2 separate regions of the Homo sapiens genome follow, and region 2 is linked to region 1. A link is an interaction called in ENCODE POLR2A ChIA-PET data of the cell type or tissue named here. Cell type or tissue: MCF 10A. All regions are shown on one strand. Region 1 overlaps TP63 (tumor protein p63). Region 2 overlaps TP63 (tumor protein p63).

Region 1 (5,000 bases):
CGCCTAATTTTTGTATTTGTAGTAGAGACAGGGTTTCACCATGTTGGTCAGGCTGGTCTTGAACGCCTGACCTCATCATCCACCTGCCTTGGCCTCCCAAAGTGCTAGGATTACAGGCATGATCCACCACGCCCAGCACTATAATGCTTTTAATAGAGGGAAATGAATCTTCAGATGATGTCAGCATCCTAATTTTTTTTCTCCTCTTGGGGTTTTTCTAAATGACTGGCAAATGGAAAACCTGAAAGTTACCTGAGACTTCTCTGCATCGGGCTTGTTGGGGTATACTGTTCTTCTTATAATCAACCCCAGGGACTGACAGATGGACAGTTGTTAGAGACAAAGTCCTCAATCCAAGGAGGTCACTCAGGGCCAACTTTCCTTAGTATATATCGTTCATTACATTAGTTGGTTATATTACCTGTAGTACAACTCAAGTACAATAGCTGCAGGAGGAGACAGCTCGCCAGCTAAACCTAAAAGTTACAACAGTGACATAGCAAGCAAGGGTAAAATAAAAGGCTCTTGACTTATTCCTTCATTTTTTAATAAAGCATGAAGTTTGACATAAATTTTAACCTCTGGCCGCATAGTCAGTTATGCTTATTATCTTGTGTGTATTATTATGCTGTCAGGAGTTGGCCACTGATGACCAACTCCAAAATTTAGATGATAGAGATAAAACTGGTAGTTAATATATGTTGAGTACCAGGTCAAAAACTCCATAAGACACTTTACACTGTGGGAACTGGTTCATGTAACAGTTCTCCAGGATGGAGGATTAATATTCCCATTTCACAGATGCAGAGTTATGTGTCTTTCTAGACCTGACAACACCTGTCACCTACCAAATGAATAGAGAGCTATGCTATAAGTCTAGGGATGAGTGATCCTTGGATGCAGAGCACTTCCTACTAGTATTCTGACTTTTACTATTATGCGTCTGTTACTATTTGACAGCTCTCATTTTTGCCTGTCCAAATTTAAGCACGTTTAATGAGATAAAGAGAGCAGAGGCAAAGGTGAGACTGGATCTTCCCTTGTATCTTATTGATAGAGAGTAAATCGAATCCAATTTGCTAAGGCCTTCTCTCTCCTTTCATGTTTCCTCACTTTGCCTCCACCACCATGAGGTTGAAAAATGAGTTTCCATTTAGTTTAAGCCTTTTGTTATTCATTACTTAATTTTGCTTCTATTTCCCTCTTCTATCTATGACAAATTCAGCACAGTGAGGGGAAGAAACAGTGATGATAGTGATGGCCTCAAGAAGAAAACAGGGTGACTGAGTAGGAGCAAATAAGTATCTCAGACCAGCATATAAACAAGTTCATTTGTAGTGTAAAAGAACATTATGCCTTTGGCTTGAAAACTGCCTTTCCAATTTATGAGCATGTTTAGGATTATGTAAGTACAGTGTCTTCATAACAAGCCCAACACCTCTTACCCAAAGAATGCAAAACGCTTTGCAAACAGTAGAACTCACAATTCCCCTGTGACCTGGGGACTTATATGTATTTTCATGCATTATTTTTTATAGATTGAGAAGTGAACTTGAGACCTACCAATCTGTCCACGTTGACAAAATAGATCCAATACTAAACTCTTAATTCCAGCTTCCTGTCTTCTTAGAAGCAGATCACACTGAAAGAGGAATCTTATGTCAAGGGTAGCAATTTTCTCTCTCTCTTTTTTTTTTTTTTAAAGAAAACACAAATTACATAGTAGATATATTTGCATAAAGGTAGATCTTGAAAACATTTAATTAAGACAGCGGTATCTATTTCCAGGAAAAAATAGAAAAGCCAGATCTCTACTCCACTGAATTTAAAAATTAGAGCAGCATTTTGCAGTTAAAAACGATTATTATTTTGCATTCTGCCATTTGTCTTTACATGAAGAATGCCTGAATTCAGAATGGAAAATATTTTCTTTTGAAAAGTGCATAGGAAAGAATTGTTATAAAGCAAATGTGTTCAGAATGTATGTAGATATTAATTATAAGTAAAAGTAAAAGAAGTAGGATGTATGTGAGCGTATGTGCATTTGTGTTGCAGATAAACCGATTTTGAAGGTTGAGAGACATGACGATACTTGTTAGGTATGAGGGAGACAAGACCAGAGGCGCCGGGAAGCTTGACTACCGTGGAGAGCTCAGTTGAGACTTGTCTTTGCCCATGGCCTGCAGCGCTTATGTAGAAATTGGGGATGCTTTTACTCGTTCCAAAGCCTAACCTGATCAGACCTGCCCAGGTTGGAGTTTGGGAAAAAAAGTGTTTGAAGTAAACAGGAAAATTACTCACCTTAATGATGTGTCTTACTGGCACTGACAGTGCTTTGATAGTCTGACAGTCTTTTTTTTTAAGTTTTGGGAGGAAAGACAGGGGAAATTATTAATATGATTTTTGGAAAACATAGATTCTTATGCTTATGCACTTGCTAATAAGGTGGAAAAAGTGGGCTTTGCACCATTTACAGTTATGGACTCGCGTTTCCTCCTAATAAAGTCTATATCAGGAATTTTCCATTAGGAATTTCTACCAAAAAGAAAAGAAAATACGTTACTGTTTATTTTGTGTACTTGTGCCATGTATCTCCACAATTGCGCTGTGGCTGTTCACACAGAACAGATTCTTCCTAGCACTTGGGCTGTGGGTTCCCAAACTTGCAGGTCGCTTTCATCTGTCTGGTGATTAAGACCATAAACCAAGTGGTGTGATGAGAGAGTTTGGTGCTCTAGACAGAGCAAGCACACCCTTTTTTCATAAGAAGCACAATTCTTAAATCTCTGCACCTAAATCTTTCCTTAGGATGGGTCAGTTTTTTGGAAAAAGCAATTATATATGTTTTGATATTTTGTTGAAACATAATAGATGTTGATTTCATATGGTTTTTTTCCTTTTTTTTTTTTTGTCTTTGCTAAATGTCAAACGGTACATTTTTTCTAAGCTTGAAGACAGAGAACTGGGTCATATGTCTCTAAACATTTAAATCTTCACTGAGATAGGGAAGAGTGACCTGATCTTATGGATCGTCCGAGTCCTGTGAGACAAAAATGCTGGGTTTTTCATGCAGTCCCTAATTCACTTTGACCTTGGTGGAGGGAGTCAAATCTCCTAGTTTGAGATCCCACACATATAAAGCTCTAGAGTTTCAGGATTAAAATCTTCTTAACTTTATATTCTCAGATTCTGTATAGCTTATTAAACTAGATGGAGGGTCTAGTTATACTGTCTAGAAGGACATAGATGAATAGTTATATTTTATAAAAATTAAACTCCTAATGATAAAAGGCTAAATGGGGAGAGAATAAATTATAGTTTATGAAGGCATGTAAAACAAAAGATGTCTGCCAATTTCCTCTCTTTGGTTCTCTGACTGGGAATAACTGTATCGTTTTTACTTTTTTTGTCCTAACTGTGTCCTAATTGTAAATGAATCTGGTGCCCAGTAAAATCAAATGAATAGAAATACTTACCATGGTGTGTATATACCAGCCTCCTGGTGTCTCAGATATAATTAACATAATGAAAGCATTGCAATACATTCTTACCGAAGGCTCAGTTCCTGTCCTGTCAGCAACTGTTTGCCTACAACTAAAGCAAGTCTGGGTTCAAAGCATTTTAAAATGTTCCAAAAAAGTGGGGAAGGCGGCTGGGTGCAGTGGCTCACACCTGTAATCCCAGCACTTTGGGAGACCGAGGCAGGTGGTCAGGAGTTCGAGAACAGCCTGGCCAACATAGTGAAACCCCATCTCTACTAAAAATACAAAAAATTAACTGGCCATGGTGGCAGGTGCCTGTAATCCCAGCTACTTAGGAGGCTGAGGTAGGAGAATCACTTGAACTCAGGAGGCAGAGGTTGCAGTGAGCCAAGATCGTGCCATTGCACTCCAGCCTGGGCCACAGTGCGAGACTCCATCTCAAAATAATAATAATAATAATAATAATAATAATAATAATAATAATAATAATAATAATGTAAAGTGGGGAAGGCAAGATTTGGCTCACGCGTCAGACTTCCTATCAATGGGTCTATCTTTGAAGCAAGTGCTCAGAGTGTCTATTCCTTTGATCACACGGGTAGTGGTTTATTTCCATGAGTATTTGCTGTTTTCAGGAGATTTCACTTTGGGTTTTGTCCATATTCCACATTCAGGAAACTGTTAATTTTGGAAGAAGAGATTGTTTTTACTTGGTTCTTCTAAGGAAATTAATCAAATGTACACGTGCAACTTAAAATCAAAGAATCCCTGTTTTAAGAGGAGTTTTTCTTATTTCAACTGGCAAACAATATGAAACTGAATGTACCCAAAGTGTTGGAGGTTTACAAACATGATCAGCACTTGTTAATGACAATTTTCTCCTAAGAAAATGGAATGCTACCTTCTAGCATGGGGACTTGTAGGCAGTATTTCTGTGTTTGCTAGCCTTGGAAAGTATAACTCTTATAGGGTTGGGCAAAGCAAAGCGTTTTTGCTTTGTAACCTGTAGAAATGATTACGTAGTGTAATTTGGTTATTTAATATAATTTGTTAATAATTCTCATTCATCTACCAGAAACTTAAAACTTGGTACTATCCTGCTAATTTGGTTTTGGTAATGTCTCTTTTCCCTAATTTTAATATCCCTGTTCCTTGGCAAACCCATCCATACACCTACCTGTTGTTCAACTGGTGTGATAAGCCCCATCAGTGCTCCTAGACATTTTCTTTTCCTACTCTTCCTCTTCAGTGTCAGGCAGAAGGATCTTTCTAACACTCGCCTCAGTTCATGGATTGCTGATGGTCCATTGTTGGTGACTGCATGATGACCTGTAAGCATGTCACACTCTGACCAAAGTGTTTGTATTTGGCCCAATTCCCCACGGCTAATAATAATCCCTTTCTGTTTGGAAAATGTCTTATATTTTTCAAAACACACACATATATGTATTATCACATTTAATCCTCATAACAAACCTGTCACATTGGCAGGTGTTATTCTCACTTCTCACATGCAAA
Region 2 (5,000 bases), 140 kb before region 1:
TCAATGTGGGTATCACTCATTTTTATAGAATCCTTCTATTAATGCAATTTCTGATCATTACTGGATTATTTTAGAGGCACATTACCTTCTTTGTGACCTTTGCCTTTTCAGTTAGACTTGGAACATATTTCCACATGTTTGGAGTTTGTCCTGAAGATGCTTTTTTGACTGGACTCCTGAACCCAATGTGTTACATAATAGAAAACTGGAGTTGTCACTCTCAGGAACTGCTCCACCAGAACAAGCACGATATAGAGTGATTTAAATTATTCACAGTATATTTAACCTTCTTCACTACTGCCAGAGATTTAGAAAGGTAATTGATTGTGGCTCGGTGCAGTGGCTCACACCTGTAATCCCAGCACTTTGCAAAGGCTGAGGCTGGTTGATCACCTGAGATCAGGGAGTTTGAGACCATCCTGGCCAACATGGTGAAACCCTGTCTCTATTAAAAATACAAAAATTAGCCGGGCGTGGTGGTGCACGCCTGTAATCCCAGCTACTCGGGAGGCTGACACAGGAGAATCTCTTCAACCCGGGAGGTGGAGGTTACAGTGAGCTGAGATCATGCCACTGCACTCCAGCCTGGGTGATAGAATGAGACTCCATCTCAAAAAAAAAAAAAAAAAAAAAAGAAAAAGAAAAAGAAAAGAAGAAAGGTAATTGACTGTGTATGGCAACTCAGGATTTCTCAACCTGGGCAATTGACATTTTGAACTGAACAATATTTTGTTGTGGGAAGTTGTCATATGCATTTGTAAGGTGTTTAGGAACATCTCTGGCCTCTTTCCATTAGATGCCAATATGACACTTCTGCTTCCCAAGCTGTGTCAACCACATATGTCTCAAGATATTTCCAAATGTTTCTTGGGGGCCAAAATTGCCTCTGGTTAAGAAACGCTGCTTTAAATAATCAGTTTTCCTGTTTAAGCTTCAGGGTTCCTATCTGTAAAAGGAAAGCATGTTTCTCACACTAGCTGTGTAAGAGTCTATACTACAGTCCTCTGGTATCTACAGCACTAGATGTTTCCTTCTAAAGACCATTCTCTTTTGTTTTTCTGTTGTTGTCCTTTGGGTTTCTGTTGTTATTTACTATAGAAATAGGCCAGTTAAAAAAACTAAGTGACTAATAGAAACATAGAATATCGTACCTAGAACCATTCAAATAGATCATCTTGCCCAAGTCAATTATGTTCAAGGCAAGTGTGCTTTTCAAGATCAAGCTTGTTAATGTCAGGACTGAAATACAGATTTCTTCATCATTTCTTTCTGACACAATTCAATGCTTTTCTTTTATTGCTACGGGTTGTCATCTTCGGAAGCACCTATAATCTTACCTTAATAACATTATTTCTAGCACTCTCTATTATTTTATTGATAAACAGCAACTGTGAGGTAACACTGATGTGACTGAATATGTAACAAACTTACCTGAGTTTACCTCTACACACCAGTATTCTCTTCTTAAAAGTTATTTCCATATGGACTTGACATTCACTTGAACAAATACAAAATACTTTTGAAACAGCTTTAGATTTTGTGTTAGAATATGTGCCTCTTGTTTTCCTTCTTTTTTCTTTTATTTTCTCCTCTTTCCCTCTGTTCTCTATTTCTTTCTTCTTTTCATCCCTTCTTTATTTCTTTTACCTTTTTATTTCCATCTCGTCTTCTTTCCTTTTTTCTTCTTCCTCTCTTCTCCTTTTCATCCTTCCCCTTCCTCCCTCCCCACTTTTATTTACTATGTGTTACACCTCATTACAAAAGGAATGTGGCATAACTTACAATTAATAGGCTAAAAATAGGCAGTAATCACAGTGAAAAAATATAGCTTTTCCTCATTCCACAAATGAAAAGAAATTCTACATTATTTAATAACTATAAAAATTATATATAAATGCATTTTATTTTTGGACTTGGGAGAGAAGAAAAGACTCTATGAACAACTGAGCAATAGGGGGAAACAGGATGGTCATCACAGAATCATTGATTCAGAGACAATCCAGAACTGTGAAAAGTGAAGATACGGAGATGTTGCGAGCAATGACCTGTCAAAAGCTGCTCACAGCTATGAGTGGCCAATCTGTTTACTGAACTCCTTCTCAAAACGTGTCTTTTCTCTCTCCTTCAGGCAGATCTAGCATGGATTAAATCACTGTGGAGCCAGCCAGTAGCAAGTGTATTCAAATCTATTTAATATGGTCTTAATACCCGTACAAGAGAGTCATGTCCTGTAAATGGACGAGTATTATGAAAATCTTTAGAAAAGGGTACATCTGAACCTTTCCTGCCAGCACCCCCTCAAACAAAAATCAGTGTTTTCAGGAGAATAACTATGTTACAGGTGCTTGTTACCTACAACCTTTGGCTTATATCTTATCTCAAGCATCTACTCCGTTATGTGGCTTCATCAATAAAATAATTGAAATAGATAGGATGACTGTTTCTTTGACTCCAGAATTTCATATCTTATACTATTTAAGGAAAGGTGATTAATGAAAACAAAGTGATTTATAAAGTATATACATTTTAGAATTTAAACTAATTCTTCCAATTGCTTGCACTAATCCATTGAAGGTTAGCTACTCTTCCCTACGTTCGTATTCTGCAGAATGATTTCAGATTGAGGAACAGACACCCAAGAAAATGTTTTCCCCCAAATACACATTAATTAAAACCAAGGGAGAAGAGAACAAGGTGTGACAGCTTTTCTGTGTGAATTAAGCTGGGTAAAATACCTGAACCATGAATCTTTATTTGTGGAATGATAATAGCTAAATCCAAATAGGGTTTTGCACCAACAAATTATTCTACAAATCATGGAGTGCTTCGTATACTAAAAAAAGGAGTTATTGAACGGAATTTGGATGGGGACGATTATTCTGAATTTGTGCTACTCTAAAAGGTAAGAAAATTATGGTAGATATTAGGCCTTATGTTTTGCCTATTTGAATATATACGGCTATAGTAAAATGGAAAGCAGTAGAGGTAGAGGTAAATAAAACAATCTGGACTTAGGGTAAATGATAGCTCTCTGATCATTAGATGTGCATTTGGAGCAGATTAACTCACGGTGCCTGGTGTTCTCATTTCTAAAATGTAGGTGGTGATAACAAAGATAATATATGCCTACCTCACAAGGTCGTTGTGAAGGTTCAGTGAGTGAATAGATGAAGATGATTTTAAAAAGTTTCTGACACCTCAACAACACCGTTTTAGTGTTATCTTTTATTACATGGCCATATTGTTTTATGCATTCAAAAGATGTACATGAAATTATCTAAACTATCTGAGGTTTAAGAGGTATAGCTCAGAGTGCCATGGACTATAATAAAGTATGTTGGTGTTATTTCTTCCAGACTATTAAACAGCGGAACAGAAATGTGACTAAGATCAACCCAATAGTATATCCTTCACTTCCTTTGAATATAGTTTTCTCATTTTACATAAGCTTTTAATCTTAGAACAGTATACAATTTACAGAAAATTTGGAATGATAGTCAAAGGAGTTTCCACATAACCCACACCCAGTTTTTCCTATCACTAACATCATACATTATTATGGTATATTTGCCACAACGAATGAACTAATAGTGATACATTATTTTTAACTAAAGTTCATGCTTTATTCAATTTTTCTTTGTTTCACCTAAGTGTATTTTGCTGTTCCAAGACCTTATTCAGAATACCACGCTGTATTTAGCCATCATGTTGCCTTAGGTTCCCCTTGGCTGTGATATTTTCTCATACTTTTCTTGGTTTTGGTAACCTTGACTGTCTTAAGGCATGCTGTTCAGAAATTTAATAGAATGCCCCTTAATTAGACTTTGCATTTTTTAATGATAAACCTGGGTTTATGTTCTTTGGGGAGGAAGACCATGCAGGTAAAGTGCCATTTTCAACACATTATATTAAGGGTACATACTATCAACATGAATTTTCACTGTTGATGGTAATACTGATCACCTGGCTGAGTCATGTTTGTTAGGTTTTTTCACTTTGAGGTTAACTCTTTTTTCCTCTTTTTCCATGCCATACTCTTTGAAAGGAGGCCAGTATTTACAGCCTTTTTTTTTTTTTTTTTTTTTTTTTTTTTTTTTGAGACAGAGTCTCGCTCTGTCTCCTAGCCTGGAGTGCAGTGGCGTGATCTTGGCTCACTGCAACCTCCAACTCCTGGTTTCAAGTGATTCTCCTGCCTCAGCCTCCTGAGTAGCTGGGATTACACACGCCCGCCACCACACCTGGCTAAGTTTTGTATTTTTAGTAGAGATGGGGTTTCACCATGTTGGACCAGGCTGGTCTTGAACTCCTCAGGTGACCTGCCCACCTTGACAGCCTATTCTTTAAGAGTGGAGAGTTATTTTCTATCTTCTTGAGGGTAGAATATCTACCTAAATTATTTGGAATTTTTCTGCATGGGAGACGTCTTTTTTCTCACTTTTGTTAATGTATCTGAATATTTATTTATATCATTATAAACTCATGGATAGTTATGTTATACATTGGAATATAATTAAATACTACTTTATTTCCTCGCTCCATTGCTCCAGTTTTGGCCATTGAAAGCTCTTTCAGTTAGTTCCTGTGTCCCTTTGATATACTCATATTATTTTGAGCATGGTTTTAAATTTTTTGTTTGTTTGTTTGTTTTTCTTTAATTTGTGGTGCTACAAGATGTTTCAGGCTCATCTTATATATGTCCTGCTTCAGTCATAGAAGCAGCTACTTATCCAAGGATCTCTGGTTTCTTTTACTGGAGGATAGTTTTAGAAACCAAGAACTGGGCATTAGGTTTTCTCATTGCTGCTGGGTGTTGTTGCTTCTAGGCTGTCTCAGCTGACAGAGCAAGGAAATATATGGATATATACTGACCCATGTATATGCACATATCTATAAATATTTCTATGTGGAACTAGCTGTACCTATGCTGATTTCTCCAACTTTTATTCAACCACATGGATCATTCTAGCCTTTTTGCCTTGTTTTTCTGTATCCTCCCACAC

Evidence for each region. ChIA-PET counts read pairs that join two places held together with the same protein. Peaks named below come from ENCODE experiments on the same cell type or tissue, not always from the same donor. Only the 100,000 strongest peaks of a DNase experiment are listed, where the experiment ranks them.
Region 2: POLR2A ChIA-PET joins it to region 1 with 5 read pairs; 2 of 35 experiments call an interaction of 5 or more read pairs at or near these places.

The regions. Positions count from the first base shown.
Region 1 is chr3:189,831,992-189,836,991 of GRCh38, forward strand. The region is part of intron 4 of TP63 (tumor protein p63); the gene reads left to right. Among named protein-coding and RNA genes, the nearest start is that of MIR944, 4.6 kb to the left of the region's middle. In MCF 10A, no CTCF peak of the experiment used is centred here; DNase peaks (open chromatin) are centred at 2,190 and 2,640.
Region 2 is chr3:189,690,727-189,695,726 of GRCh38, forward strand. All of the region lies in intron 1 of TP63 (tumor protein p63), which reads left to right. Among named protein-coding and RNA genes, the nearest start is that of TP63, 62 kb to the left of the region's middle. In MCF 10A, no CTCF peak of the experiment used is centred here; no DNase peak of the experiment used is centred here.